2 separate regions of the Homo sapiens genome follow, and region 1 is linked to region 2. Evidence: read pairs that join two places in POLR2A ChIA-PET (ENCODE). Cell type or tissue: CD4-positive, alpha-beta T cell. All regions are shown on one strand.

Evidence for each region. ChIA-PET counts read pairs that join two places held together with the same protein. Peaks named below come from ENCODE experiments on the same cell type or tissue, not always from the same donor. Only the 100,000 strongest peaks of a DNase experiment are listed, where the experiment ranks them.
Region 1: POLR2A ChIA-PET joins it to region 2 with 14 read pairs; 15 of 35 experiments call an interaction of 5 or more read pairs at or near these places.

Annotation. Positions count from the first base shown.
Region 1 is chr3:101,682,368-101,690,367 of GRCh38, reverse strand. It overlaps RPL24 (ribosomal protein L24), which reads left to right and starts at 3,650. Exons shown (of 6, transcript NM_000986.4): 1 at 3,650-3,696; 2 at 3,811-3,886; 3 at 4,440-4,550; 4 at 7,461-7,597; 5 at 7,876-7,939. The coding sequence starts at 3,692. LOC124906262 (endogenous retrovirus group K member 5 Gag polyprotein) reads right to left here. Exons shown (of 3, transcript XM_047449415.1): 2 at 2,979-5,473. The coding sequence starts at 2,989. RefSeq lists enhancers at 1,336-1,889, 1,890-2,443, 3,354-3,403, 3,414-3,903, 2,874-4,073 and 2 more. In CD4-positive, alpha-beta T cell, no CTCF peak of the experiment used is centred here; DNase peaks (open chromatin) are centred at 2,967, 3,547 and 5,427; H3K4me3 peaks cover 2,662 bases; H3K27ac peaks cover 3,193 bases.
Region 2 is chr3:101,782,280-101,790,279 of GRCh38, reverse strand. It overlaps NXPE3 (neurexophilin and PC-esterase domain family member 3), which reads right to left. Exons shown (of 8, transcript NM_145037.4): 2 at 7,990-8,000; 3 at 7,500-7,620; 4 at 4,591-4,878. The coding sequence starts at 4,683. Among named protein-coding and RNA genes, the nearest start is that of NXPE3, 7.1 kb to the right of the region's middle. In CD4-positive, alpha-beta T cell, no CTCF peak of the experiment used is centred here; a DNase peak (open chromatin) is centred at 4,849; H3K4me3 peaks cover 942 bases; H3K27ac peaks cover 2,827 bases.

The sequences.
Region 1 (8,000 bases), 100 kb after region 2:
GGTGAGGCCCTATCTCAAAAAAAAATTAAAACATAAAATAAATCATATTACAAACACTCTTCTGAACATGTTTAACTTCCCACTACACAGTTGTACCTTAATATCCCTATCAGCATCTTGAACCCAGCCTTTTCAAAATTAACCCTTTCGGGCTGAGCGCAGCGGTTCATGCCTATAATCCCAGCACTTTGGGAGGCCGAGGCGGGTGGATCACCTGAGGTCAGGAGTTCGAGACCAGCCTGACCAATATGGAGAAATCCCATCTCTACTAAAAATACAAAATTAGCTGGGTGTGGTGGCACATGCCTGTAATCCCAGCTACTCGGGAGGCTGAGGCAGCAAAATCACTTGAACCCAGGAGGCGGAAGTTGTGGTGAGCCAAGATCATGCCATTGTACTCCAGCCTGGGCAACAAGTCTCCAAAAAAAAAAAATTAACCCTTTCCCTGACAAACCTACTCCCTTCCTCTTATCTGTCAACTCTTGACAAATGATACCACGATTCACCAAGTCCTCATTGTCAATTTTTCCTTACCTCCTATATTACCTATTTCTATATTAACAAATTACTCCCCTAAACAGTTTAAAACAACACACATTTATGATCTAACAGTTTCTATGGGTTAGGAATTCAAGAGTGGTTTAGATGAGTGGAAATTGGAAGAGCAAGGAACACGTTCTGCCTTAGATCCTTGATCCAGAGAGCACAAAGATACCTTGATTTCAGCCTAGTGATACTGATTTTGAACTTACTGCCTCCAGAACTGTGAGAAAATATGTATCTGTGTTGTTACCAAGTCCATAGTAATTTGTTACAGCAACTACAGGAAACTAATATAGCAGGGAAATATGTACAAATGGGTGACGAAACTGTGAAGGGAAGCAACACACTGTTCTCACAGGGACAGAGGCTGAAAAGGGCACCAAGTTTGGTTCAGTATTGCTCCATAAATGAATAAAAAGAGAATAGAGTGTAGCTGAACCTTTTGCCTATGATAAAAGCAAAAGCATGGATAAAGTCAGCAATAATTTACGGATGGTGTCAGAAGCTCTACTTTATGACACTGTATAATATAAATTCATTTAGAGGTCTCTCTCTGCAAAATTTCTCCCTATTCTAAGAGCATTTTGAGCACAATTTGTTTGTTATGGGAGTGTGTTACAAGGAACCCTGACAAGAAGGCCCTCCAGTAAAGAGTGAAATACAGCCAAAATCCCTAAGGTCCAGTTTCCTGCATTTCTTCCACAGAACCAGTCAGGCCAAACGTAATTTTAAAGAACAATAAAACAAAATCTTTCTAAAATATTGGGAAGGGACTATAAATTCTGAGGTTCTGTGGAACAAAAAAGGACTGCATTCCTTCAGGTGGATCTTGGTTCCACCGGCTACCTAAACTCAGCTGTGCCTTGGATCTTGTAGAAGCCAGGACTATTTCTGAAAGATGTTTTGTTTTGGTTTTTTGTTGTTGTTGTTTGTTTGTTTTCACACGGAGTCTCGCTCTGTCGCCCAGGCTGGAGTGCAGTGGTGCGATCTTGGCTCTCTGCAACCTCCGCTTCCCGGGTTCAAGCGATTTTCCTGCCTCAGCCTCCCGAGTAGGTGGGACTACAGGCGCGCACCACCACACCAGGCTAATTTTTTTTTTTTTTTGTAGAGGCGGGGTTTCATCGTGTTACCCAGGCTGGTCTCAAACTCCTGACCTCGTGATCCGCCCGCCTCGGCATTCCACAGTGCCGGGATTACAGACGTGAGCCGCTGCACCCGGCCTCCTTTTTTTTTTTTTTTTTGATATGGAGTTTTGCTCTTCTTGCCCAGGCTGGAGTGTAGTGGCGCGATCTTGGCTAAATGCAACCTCTGCCTCCCGGGTTCAAGCGATTCTCCTCCCGCAGCCTCCCGAGGAGCTGGGATTACAGGCGTGCGCCACCACGCCCAGCTAATTTTTGTATTTTTAGTAGAGAAGGGGTTTCACCATTTTGACCAGGCTGGGCTGGAACTCCTAACCTCAGGTGATCCGCCCACCTCGGCCTCCCAAAGTGCCGTAATTACAGGCATGAGCCGCCATGACTGGCCACCTAACATCATTCTTAAGACTGGTTCCAGGCCCGGCGCGGTGGCTCACGCCTGTAATCCTAGCACTTTGGGAGAACGAGTGGATCACCTGAGGTCAAGAGTTTGGGACCAGCCTGGACAACATGGTGAAACCCCATCTCTACTAAAAATACAAAAATTAGCCGAGCGTGGTGGCAGGCGCCTGTAATCCCAGCTACTCGGGAGGCTGAGGCAGGAGAATCAATCGTTTGAACCCAGAGGGCGGAGGTTGCAGTGAGCCGAGACCGCGCCACTTCACTCCAGCCTGAATGAAAGAGCGAAACTCCGTCTCAAGGAAAAAAAAAAAAAAAAAAGACTGGCTCCAACACAATTGTACAGTTTTCATGACATTAGTCAGCCAACTTGTTAGACATTCCAAATATCTTCAACCAGCTACCTTACAAAACGTTTTTAGGGTGAGTTGCATACATAGAAAGCAGAACTCAGTCATTACATTTGTTTCCTAGTCATATACTGCAACCTCCCACAGAATTCAAGAATTGCCTCTGGCCACTCCTTGTCATACGATGAAATATGTAGCATCATAGAAGGGCTCAACAGATTGAGCCCTTGGCCTCCCAGCGGGGCTCCACCGACCCCCTCAACTTCACTAGGCAGCAACTCCGAATTGTAGTTCTTAGGCAGGTACTTAATAGGAATTTTGGAAACTGAATGAGCTCATGTTTAAAAAGCCTTTGGCATAATTCCCGGCACAGAGAAAGCGCTCAAAGAATGTTAATTATAATTAATGCAAAGCGCCAACGCGCACTGTTCGATTCGCACAGCCTGAGAAACGGTTCGGTTGTCATTACTTTCTTATAAATGGTGAAACTATTAATTTGTTTGGTTGAGGAAATGGGCCAACAGGGAAGGCAAAATGTGACTGGTTTTACCTGCGGGGCATTCGTCTTTGGGTCTCTTTATGAGAAGAGAGGACACCTTTCTCTTCAGTTCACATTCCCTGCAGCCGGAAGATGGCTCTAGGATACTTGGCAGTAAGAGAGGCAGAATGGGCCGGGCGCAGTGGCTCCCGCCTATAATCCCAACACTTTGGGAGGCCGAGGAGGGCGGACCACCTGAGGTCAGGAGTTCGAGACCAGCCTGACCAACATGGAGAAACCCCGTCTCTACGAAAAATACAAAATTAGCCGGACGTGGTGGCACATGCCTGTAATCCCAGCTACTAGGGAGGCTGAGGCAGGAGAATCGCTTGAACCTGGGAGGCGGAGGTTACGGTGAGCCGAGATTGCGCCACTGCACTCCAGCCTGGGCAACAAGAGCGAAACTCCGTCTCAAAAAAAAAAAAGAGAGGAGAGACAGAGACAGAATGACTCATAAACCAACTGTCTGACTGCCTTTTTGGCAGGCCCTCTGGGCCCGAGAACCCTCCAGCGCCTCTGGATGAATTGCGCCAGAGGAAGTCAGCTGTCAGGGAAAACGAGATCTTTCGCCTCGCGATGATTACGTCATCAAGGAGGGCCAGGAGCATCGAAGGATATTGGGGAGGAGATTTCCGGCCCCCATCCCCGCAGCGACCTTATAAGGTCTCTTCCCATGATTCTCTCTTTCTTTTCGCCATCTTTTGTCTTTCCGTGGAGCTGTCGCCATGAAGTAAGCACGACCCGTGGTTCCCAATCCGCTTACATCCTCGGGCAGAACTCCTCTCTGTCGTCCCTGGCATGGCTGTAGACACCCTCCCTGATGGACTTTCACTTTTTGTTGCAGGGTCGAGCTGTGCAGTTTTAGCGGGTACAAGATCTACCCCGGACACGGGAGGCGCTACGCCAGGACCGACGGGAAGGTAAAAAGCCGCGTCGGCTTCACCTACCTTCTTGTACTCCGAGGAGGAAAGGCTGGTTTAATTCGGTTTAGGCGGGTTTATTCCCCACATCACCACTGGCCTCTGGAAGTCTTCGTGGACGCTCTGTGGACTGGTCGTTAGGACCAGAAACCTCTAAGTGAACCAGTGTTGATTATTTATTGTGAGCCAGGTCGGACATCAGGAGGGGTTTATGTAACTGATGTCCCGGTGTAAGGGAAATAACTGAGGTACGGAGGTACCCTTTGGAATCCTGGGACGGACAAGAGCAGAATGCTTCCCAGAAGGACGCACCACCCTGTCCTTTGCTATGAGCCTAGATTTCCTGCTCTCGAGAAAAGACTAAACGCAAGGACCTTCATAGTGTGACACAGTTACCTGCCAGTTATGTGACAGCCTTTTGGTCCTTGTGGGCCTCAGTTTTGTAAAATGATAAGCCAGAACTAGCATATTGATCTTCTAAGGATTCCAAGCTTACTCAGCCTCTTGTACTTTGTATAGTTAAATAGTAATTCCTTTGCATTTGTCACTCTAGGTTTTCCAGTTTCTTAATGCGAAATGCGAGTCGGCTTTCCTTTCCAAGAGGAATCCTCGGCAGATAAACTGGACTGTCCTCTACAGAAGGAAGCACAAAAAGGGACAGTCGGTAAGTGGAATACGCCTTGATGTTGGGGGCTATCTCTTAAGTTGTCAAAGCTCTCTGAACGTTGGTTTTCTGCTCTGTAAAATTAAATCAGACTGTATGCGAAAGAGCTCTTAAACTGTAAAGCGTCAGCAAAATGAAAAAGATATTATAAACTGTCTCTATATATTTTAGGCTAGTAGCAATACCGAGTTGAAATTTTAAAGTCAGATAAATTACGTTAAGCACCTTTGCGTTATAGGGCAGGGTGGAAGGGCTTAGTTTTCCAGTGGGAGGAAATTGAGAAGTTACCATAATTTGGTTTTGATTGCAATATTTACAGGATTAGTCCTAACATAGCCAGTGGACCATGAACCAGTCCACCATACACTAGTTCATTCACTAGAAAAACAGTGGTTTTTCTGGTCCTTGTTAAGTGTCCTTTTAGCTGGGTTATACATGAGAAAAAGTTTGAGTGCCATGGTAGGACTAGTATTCAGGAGGCTTGGGAATACTTACTGAACACCTTCTGGATGAAGGACTTTTCTAGGTATTGTGAGAAATAAATGCCATCAGACATAAAATATGTTGAAAGTTCAGAGGAAGGAGAAACTTAAAAGTGGATATGACACACCTATTAGGGTGACTATTCAGGAAAAAAAAAAACAGGAATTACAGGTGTTGGTGAGGATGGGGAGAAATTGGAACCTTTGTGCATTGCTAAATATGCAACAGCTGTGAAAAATCATTTGGTGTTTTCTCAAAAGGGTAAACATAAAAATTATCCCAGCAGTTCCACTTCTAAGTTATACCCTAAAACAGTTGAAAGCAGGGACTCTATAACTTGTATATCAGTGTCATAGCAAATCCGGGCTTGGTGGCAGCGGCTGTACTCTAGCTCCTCCGGAGGCCAAGGTGGGAGGATTGTTTGAGGCAACATAGGAGACCTTTAAAAAAAAAAAAAGTTATTTAGATGGATAATGGTGATAGCTACACAGCGCTATGAATGTACATAAGGCCACTATACCTTTTTTTTTTTTTTTTTTTTTTTTTTTTTTTTTTTTTGGGGAGACAGGTCCTCTGTTGCTCAGGCTGGAGAGCAGTGGCAGGATCACAGCTCACTCCACCTCAACCTTATGGGCTCAAGTGATCCTCCCACCTCCGCCTACCCCGTGGTCCACAGGCACATGCCACCATGGCCCAGCTATTTTTTAAATATATTTTGAGGAGACAGAAATCTTTGCGATGTTGCCCAATTTCGTCTCAGATTCTTGGGCTCAAGTAATCCTCCTGCCTTGGCCACCCAAAGTACTGGCATTACAGGCGCGAGCCATCCTGCATAGCTAAATTATAATTTAAAAAGTTAAAATGAGGCTGGGCATGGTGGCTTACATGCCTGTAATCCCAGCACTTTGGGAGGCCAAAACGAGTGGATCACCAGGTCAGGAGTTCAAGAACAGCCTGGCCCACAGAGTGAAACCCTGTCTCTACTAAAAATACAAAAAAAAATTAGCCGGACATGGTGGCAGGTGCCTGTAGTCCCAGCTACTTGGGAGGCTGAGGCAGGAGAATAGCTTGAACCCAGGAAGTGGGGGGTTGCAGTGAGCTGGGATTGTGCCACTGCACTCCACCCTGGGTGACAGGGTGAGGCTCCATTTAAAAAAAAAAAAAAAAGTTAAAATGGGCCTAGTGCAGTGCCTCACGCCTGTAATTCCAGCACTTTGGGAGGCCCAGGCAAGAGGATCCCTTGAGCTTGAGCCCAGGAGTTTGAAACCAACCTGGCAACATAGTAGTGAAGACCCCAGTTTCTACTTAAAAAAATAGAAAACAGGCTGGGGATGGTGGCTCACGCCTGTAATTCTACCACTTGGGGAGGCCAAGGCGGACAGATTGCCTGAGCTCAGGCGTTAGAGACCAGCCTGGGCAACATGGTGGAACCCGGTTTCTACTAAAAATACAAAAATTAGCCGGGCGTGGTGGCGGTTACTTGTGATCCCAGCTACTCAGGAGGCTGAGGCAGAATTGCTTGAACCCCGGAGGTGGAGGCGGAGGTTGCAGTGAGCCAAGATCATGCCACTGCACTCCAGCCTGGGCAACAGAGCAAGGCTGAGTCTTTAAAAAAAAAAAAAAAAAAGAAAAGAAAAACCAAAAGGTTAAAATTGTCAACTTTACATTTTTACCACAATAAAAAAAATGTTTAAGTGTTCGTTTGAGACAAGAATATTAAACAGGTAAATACTGCCATTTACTGTAGAAAAACTGCCATTTTACTGTAGAAACAATAAGATTGCATCTTTCTAAAAAGTTTAAAATTAGCATGTCTGTAAACCACCAATGTGCCTTATTTTTGTTAAAAGTTTTTAAGGTAATTTTGCATGTCAGTGCCTTAATAAACAACTATTCGAATATACTTTGTTCTTGACTTAAAGGTGCACTGCAAGATCTTTTTCTCATAAACACTGTAGTATAGATTTCCAGTAATCTACAGAAAGTGTTAGATTCCACAATACCTTCTCAGACAAATCCTACCTAACATTTGGTGGCTCTCCTGTCAAATAATTGTCTTAATTTATTTCTCCTAGTGACAGTCCTTTGAGTTAAAAAAGCTGAATATGATAATTTTTTTCAATAAGTAAATTATTAAAAGTATAAACAGTCTTCATTTATACTACTATGCAGTTCATGGAATAACCATTTTCCTTAGAGTTCAATTTTTTGTGTGTCTTTTTAAGGTAGTAAAAAAATGGCTAGGATTTGTAATAGAGGGCTTAATCCATAAGGGAAAACATGTTTTATTTCAAATATATGAATTATTTTTTGTTGAATATGAATCTTAAAATACTTCATTTGCCCTGTCTTAAAAGACTTAATTTTTCCTCCCTCTAAATTCTTGAAGGAAGGTTCCTAAGTGTGCCCCTCATCTTTGTTTTGCAGGAAGAAATTCAAAAGAAAAGAACCCGCCGAGCAGTCAAATTCCAGAGGGCCATTACTGGTGCATCTCTTGCTGATATAATGGCCAAGAGGAATCAGAAACCTGAAGTTAGAAAGGCTCAACGAGAACAAGCTATCAGGTGAGGAATGCTTTCATTATGAGCATTTTACCTATTCGGATGGATTTTAGGTTTGGGTCTTCAGTAATTAAAGTTACCATATAGATTAATATATGTTAAGCTGATTTGGTGGTTAATGAAAATTATTGACAAATTCTTTGGATTTAGCCTACAAATAAATGGAGGTAGGGAAGGAAGGAATATGGTCATTGTACTTGTCCAGTACAGTCTAACTCTAATAATAAGTTGTACCACTAAGGAGTAAAGTGCTTTTGCCTTAAGTTACTTTTACCCCACAGGGCTGCTAAGGAAGCAAAAAAGGCTAAGCAAGCATCTAAAAAGACTGCAATGGCTGCTGCTAAGGTAATTATGGGGTTTCTTTACTTTCTTGAACAATACAACAGGAAAATTTTCTTTTTTTGAG
Region 2 (8,000 bases):
GTAAAGATATACAGAAGACAACCAACACCATGAACCATGTTGATCTAACTGACATTTATAGAATACTCCATGCAATAAAAGCAGAATGCATTCCTTTCCAGTACACATAGAATATATACCAAAATAGACCATATTTTGTGCCATAAACAAATCTCAATAATGTTTTAAAAGAATTCAAGTAATACAAAGTATGCTCTCAGGGGAATTAAATGAGGAATCAATAACAGAAAGGTATTTGCAAAATATCTAAATATTTGAAAGTTAAATAACACTTCTAAATAATATATGGGGCTGGATGCAGTGGCTCACACCTGTATTCGCAGCACTTTGGGAGGCTTAGGCAGGAGGATCGCTTGAGTCCAGAAGTTTGAAAAAAGCCTGGACAACATAGTGAGACCCCATCTCTGCAAAAACATAAAAAATTAGCTGGGCATGGTTGCAGACACCTGTAGTCCCAGTTACTTGGGAGGGGGAGGTGGGAGGATCACTTGAGCCCAAAGGTTGTGGCTGTAGTGAGCCATGAGCATGCCACTGCACTCCAGCCTAGGTGACAGAGTGAAAATTTGTCGCCAAAAAAAACCTAAATAACACATGGGTTAAAGAAAAGAAAAAGGGAAATTAGAATGTAATTCAGCTGAATGAAAATGAAAATGAGAACAATATCTAAATGTGTGGTATACATTAGAGCAGTATATAGAAATACATTTTTTATTATTTTTATTTTTATTTTTTTAGAGACAGGGTCTCACCCTGCTGCCCAAGCTGAAGTGCAGTGACATGATCATAGCTCACCATAAAGTCAAACTCCTGGGCTCAAGGGATTCTCCCGTCTCAGCTTCCCAAGTAGCTAGGACAACAGGCACACACCACTACACTCACCTAATTTTTCAAAATTTTTTGTAGAGATGGGGTCTCACTATGTTGCCCAGGCTGGTCTCAAACTTCTGGCCTCAGGTGATCCTCCTGTCTCAGCCTCCCAAAGTGCTGGGATTACAGGCCTAAGCCACCACACCCAGCCTTGTAGAAGAAAATTTATAGCATTAAACATTTAATTAGAAAAGAAAGATCTCAAAACAATGACTTTAGCTATCACTTTAAGAAACTAGGACGAGACAATTAAATCCAAAGTAAACAGAAGAAGGGAAATAATAAAGATCAGAATGGAAATTGACCAAACAAAAAAACAGAAAAAATACAGAAAATGAAATCAAAAGCTGGTTCTTCAAAAAGATCAATAAAACACAAATCTCTGGTCAGAGTGATCAGGAGTAATAAGATAAACACAATTCTACAGATATTAAAAAGATAAAAGGGGTTTTGGAAATCTATTCCAAGACAATGTAAATAAGACTTAATGCTACTGAGGCCAGGCATGGTGGCTCATGCTCGTAATCCCAGCACTTTGGGAGGCCGAGGTGGGTGGATCGCCTGAGGTCAAGAGTTCAAGACCCGCCTGGCCAACATGGCAAAACCCCATCTCTACTAAAAATACAAAAATTAGCTGGGCATGGTGGCAGACGCCTGTAATCCCAGCTACTCGGGAGGCTGAAGCAAGAGAATCACTTGAATCTGGGAGGAGGAGGTTGCAGTGAGACGAGATCATGCTACTGCACTCCAACCTGGGCAACAGAGCAAGACTCCGTCTCAAAAAAAAAGACTTAATGCTACTGACCTGTACACCTAAAAATAACTAAGATACCAAATTTTATGTGTTTTCATCACAATTTTTTTAAAGGATAACAAAGTAGATCAAAGACCTAAACGTAAGAGCTAAAACTATAAAACTCTTAGAAGAAAACACAGAGGAAAGGTCTTACAACATTGAATTTGGTGATGATTTCTTGGATATGACACCAAATACACAGGCAACAAAAGTCAAAACAGATAAACTGGACTACATCCAAAGTAAAAATTTTTATGTATCAGAGGACAAAATCAGAGTGAAAAAGCAACCTATGGAATGGGAGAAAATATTTGCAAATCATATGTCTGATAAGGAGTGAATATCCAGAACACATAAAGAACTCCTACAACTCAACAACAACAAAAAACAAACAAACAACTCCGTTAAACAGTGAGTACCGGAATTGGATATTTATCCAAAAGCACATGATAGAAAGATGCTCAACATCATTAATAATTATGGCAATGCAAATTAAAACTACTGTTATACATTACCTCACATCCACAAAGAAGGCTACTATCAAAAAAACAAAACAAAATGACAAGTGCTGGCGAGGATGCAAAGAAATTGGAACCCTTGTGTACTGTTGATAAGGATAAAAAATGATGCAGCTATTATGGAAAATAATATGGTGGTTCCTCAAAAAATTAAAATTACCATATAATCCAGCAATTCCATTTGCGGGTACCTATTCCAAAGAATTAAAAGCAGAGTCTTGAAGAAATACTTGTTATCCATTATAGCCAAAAGGTAGAAACAACCCAAATGTCAGATGAATGGATAAACAAAATGTGGTATGTATGTACATGCTGTAGCATCTATCGGAATTTCCTTCCTTTTTAAGGTTGAATAATATTCCTCCGTCTATGTGTAGACAGAGAAGTATTACTCAGCCTTAAAAAGAAAAGAAATTCTGATACATGCTACATGAGTGAACCTTGGGGACGTTATGCTAACAGAAATAAGCCAATCACAAAAAGACAAATACCAGGCCAGGCTTCATGGCTCACACCTGTGATCCCAGCACTTTGGAAGGCCAAGGTGGGAGGATCGCTTGAGGTCAGGAGTTCAAGACCAGCCTGGTCAAATGGCATAACGCCATCTCTACTAAAAATACAAAAATTAGCTAAGCGTGGTGGCACACGCCTGTAATCCCAGCTACTCAGAAGGCTGAGGCATGAGAATCGCTTGAACCCAGGAGGCAGAGGTTGCAGTGAGACAAGATCGTGCCATTGCACTCCAGCCTGGGCAACAGAGCGAGACTCTGTCTCAAACAAACAAACAAACAAAAAAAGGACAAATATCATATGATTGATTCCACTGGTATAAGGTACTTAGAGTTGTCAAGTTCATAGAGACACAAAGTAGAAGAGTGAATGCCAGGGGCAGGGGATAGGCAGGAATGGGTAATCATTGTTTTTTGGATTTGTTGTGTTTTTTTTTTTGAGACAGTCTCCCTCTGTAGCCCAAGCTGGAATGCAGTGGCATGATCTCAGCTCACAGCAACCTCTGCCTCCCAGGTACAAGTGATTCTCAGTAGAGACGGGGTTTCACCAGGTTGACCAGGCTGGTCTTGAACTCCTGACCTCAAGGGATCCTCCCACCTCAGCCTCCCAAAGTGCTGGGATTACAGGTGTGAGCCACTGCGCCTGACCTAGGTAATCACTGTTTAATGGGTAAAGAGCTGCAGTTTGGGAAGATGAAAAAGTTCTAGACATAGATGGTGGGGTGATTGCACAACAATGTGAATGTACTTAATGCTACTCAATTGTACACCTAAAAATGGTTAAAATGACAAATTCTATGTTAGTTATTTACCACAAAAAATACTTTAAAAAAAGAGTTTCTAAAATATCTAGACACATCATCAACAGCTTCCAGGTAAAAGGAACTATCGGTGTAGGATTGGTAGTATCTTATATAGTAAAACACACAAGAACAGTTTAAGCAAAGAAAAAGAAGAAGAAATACTTAGCTTTTATGCCTTAAGCCTATTTCTAATAGGAAATCTTTAACAGAATCTTTAACAGAATTACTTCACATTCTCCATAGTACCAAACAAATTTTACTCACAGCGCACAGGAAAAGATCTGTAGGACCTTAGTGTGCCCATTTCACAGAGAGATTAGGTGTTCTGCTAAAAACCACAAAGTTGATTCCAGCAGGAGAAATTTTTTTAAAAGCCTATGGCTTAGCTTTTAGAGCACCTTAGGCTAATAAAACCCAATAAGAAAAGAAATGCCATAATTAAGTTGGATATGTAATCTGAGAAGTACCACAAGCCAACAAAACAAAAGGACAGCATCCTTTATACAGAAACTCCACCATAAATTTTGGTTATATGAGTTCATGTTGGGGCTGGGGACAGGGAAGAAGGAACACTACTAAGTACCTTCTTAGTGACAGGCCCTTGTGAGGGATTCAGTAAGACATGGTCCCTGAGTACCATCTAGTAATCTCCAACACAGACTCATCTACTCCCTCCCTTGAAATACTCCTTCAGCTTTTTTCCATGGGTTGACTGAAAGGTCCCCTCCTTGAAGAGGTTTTTCCTTCATCACTCTAAAGGTATCCTAGAATAGCTCCCTTTCCTTTTTGCACTTTTCACAATGTCCAATTATCGTTACTATTATTATGTGATTATGATTACTACTACTTTTCTTCCATGCACACTTATTATGTGAGCACTAGAAAGAAAGGCCTGTAAGTGAAGAAATGTCTTCACTGTACCCTCGGTGACTAGCAGCGTATATAACCATTGTGAGCACGCAAATACTTACCGAATAAATGAAAACAAGAACTGTGACTACGATAATCTTCCGATAACCAACGTTTTCCCAGGCTAGTTAGCCCCAGATCCCCAGACTCGGCTCCCTTAGTTATGAGGGATTATACTGGGTACTCACCTCTACCTGAGTAACATTGATGACCAGCACCACCACCATCAACACTGCAAGCAGACAGCAGAAAAGCCGTAGTTTGAAGAAATTGGTCCACATTGTCTGGCTGTGTCTTGTTCACCCATGGCCGACACCATGCTACCTTCACTCTTTAAAATTCCATGTCTTTGCTTTTCTGAGCTGCAGATGAGCTTTCAGTTTCATTTGCTTCTATCCTGCTAGTACCCTTAAGAGCTCTTATGCAGAGGAGAGACTGCAGTTGATTCAAGAAGCACATTTTTCTTCAAAGAAATCCTTCAAAGAGGAGAGATGAGAGAACATCACCAATTGCAATGGCCTAGGGTGGGGTGAGAGGAAAAACATCACATTTCCTCTTCCTTAACCTTATCTAAGGCCCAAAGTCACAAGGAGAAAGCAAAGAGCCAGAGCACAGTAACGTCTTTTCATTTCCAGACAATCTCCTCAAAGTTTCCTTTCCCAGTGTCAGGCTTCCGTGTAAATACAATATTTCCCCTATTGCCTATTTAGGTTTTAACTTTTAAGAAAGTAAGGAAGTATGTCTTCAAACTCAGAAATTGTGAAATAAAAGTAACTGCTAAATTTCTACAGAGACCTCAGTCAATAAAATCACTTCCCTTCCCCTTCCCTTTAAGTTATGTAACACTGCTACATTAATTACACTTAAAGAACATGAAGAGGAAACTGTTTTCATGAAGAGCTCTGGGATACTGTGCAAAGCATCCTGACATTCTCTGGCAAACAAGAAGTGCTACCCCTCTCATACAGAGGTATGGCAGGAGACGCGACACACTCTTTAGGTTTCCAGCTCTCCCCACCACATATGTGGTCCTGATGCTCCCTCAGCTACATGATAAGGCACAGGAAGACACACACCTGCCTGGAAGATGTGGGAGAGGAAAGTCAAGCTTGAAAAATGGGTAACAGGATCCCAAAATCCTTCATCACACCTGCTAGAGGCAGAGGACTTCAGAGTCAGCAGTGCCTAACTGTTCTCCCACGTAACAAATTCAAATGCTCTTTCCACTTGCCATTTTGATACAGGTAAACAGAAAATGTCCTAGTATTCTATCCCCAGGGAGACTTTCCATGAAGGGCAGGACACAGAAATAAAGGCAGAAAGGGTACAAAATCATGGTGCAGAGTATCTCAGAATAACTCAGCTGCATCAACTCTCCCCTCCACTTTGTGTTGGACCTGGCAAGCCCCCATTCTCTCACTCCTCTGCCTCACCTGTCTGAACCAGTCCCAACCACAATGACAATGCCAATCAGCTTCACAAAGGAGACAAGGGTGAGCCATTCCAACAAGCTCTCCATCCTCAGAGTTCCCATAGCACTTATTATTTTCACTTCTCTGCTGATCTCTATTTGTATTTTTTTCTCCCTCATGCTCCCTCTATTTGTATTTCTTATCTCTCAAACTAGACTATACCAATTATGACTGTATTTTTTTAAAAAACCATATATCAGAGAAAAGCAACTTAATGATACTGCATTATACTTTTCTGATTTGCTCAAGGTACTTAGTTCTTTACATGGTACACAATGATTCAACAATCTATGCAACAAATAATTATGGAGGCCTACGCTATACCACACACTGTACTAAGTGCCAGAAATTCCCCTTGAAAAGCTTACACTCATATTAGACAAGATGTCAGCCCCTTCTTAAGGAGAAATAAATCCACCAGTCCTGGCCACCTCCACAGGGATGCCAGGAAATGTGAAAGACTGTGCTTCTCCATTTCCTGACACCTCCTCTCTCCAATATCCAGACACTCATCCACCTCAAACTGTCTATAACTTCTTGGAAGAAACTGGCTGTAAAATAGAGGATAACTCTGTCATCAGGGTCCCAACTGTTCTGCCATTGAAATCCTTCTCAAAAAGTTGTCCATAAAAAAAAAATCAGGTTTCCACAATGGCCAGAGAGGGAAAAGACCAAAGATGGTAGTCCACAGGAATTTAGTTGCACCATAGGCAGGTGTGGTCATGCATTGTGTGGACACTAGCCATTTAAAGGACATCAGTGTGGTTCAGCCAGGCAGCAGCAGCACACAGCTGTCAGTGATGCAGAAAGAAGGCAAGGGCAGGAGACTCTAAAGCAAAAGAACTACAGGACCAGAGGCAGCAATGCAAGAAGTCCCTCCCAGCTAGAGGCTTCTACTGACAATAATTTAGGAGGATTGTGCCAGGAAAAGACCTGACTCTGTGCTGTAAGTAGAGCACTGACATTTGAGAGACCCATTTGTACACCTAAATAGATGTTGCGTGAGGCACACTAGACAGACCTCTCTTTGAAAAGATATATACCAGGCCAGGTGCAGTGGCTCACGCCTGTAATCCCAGCACTTTGGGAGGCCGAGGCAGGCGGATCACAAGGTCAGGAGATCGGGACCATCCTGGCTAACATGGTGAAACCTTGTCTCTACTAAAAATACAACAAATTAGCTGGGCGTGGTGGCGGGTGCCTGTAGTCCCAGCTACTCGGGAGGCTGAGGCAGGAGAACAGCGTGAACCTGGGAGGCGGAGCTTGCAGTGAGCGGAGATCACGCCACTGCACTCCAGCCTGGGTGACAGAGCGAGACTCCGTCTCAAAAAAAAAAGAAAAGATATATATTAAAATTTTAATAGTTGTCACCTCTTGGCAGTTTTTGTTTTCTCCTTTATCTGTATGTCCTAATTTTTCACCAGGAAATAAAAATCACAAATACAAAGAATAAAGCTGGGCCAGGCATGGTGGCTCACGCCAATAATCCCAACACTTTGGGAGGCCAAAACAGGAGGTTTGCTTGAGACCAGGAGTTTGAGACTAGCTGAGGCAAGATAGTGAGACCCCCAACTCCACACACACAAAAAATTTTTTTTTAATTAGCTGGGCATGGTAGTACGCACCTATAGTCCCAGTTACTCAGGAGGCTGAGGTAGGAGAATTGCTTGAGCCTGGGAGGTCGAGGCTGCAGTGAACCATGATCATCACACCAATGTACTCCAGCCTGGGCAACAGAGCAGGACTCTGTCTCAAAAAAAAATGAAATAAAATAAAGAATAAAACCAATTTCTAAAAGTAAAAATTAAAGATGAGACATAGCAGAAACAAAGCATTAAATCACATCTGTGAAATCAATTCAACTTAAACTGAAAGATTTTTAAGTAAAAGAAGAAAACTATTTCACGGCATGAGGTAATTGTAGTGTAAAAAAAAAACTGTAACAGGTTTTTGGTATTTTCCTATAAACATAAAACCTACGCATTATAACAGGAATGCTATTTGCAAGGAGCCTTAAAATCAAGTAAGAACAACAGTGTTGGCAGGGAATGATTATAGAAAAAAGTTCCTCAGATTAACCAAAAAAATAAAAATATATAATTCAATGTAATTTACCTTTTTTGGAA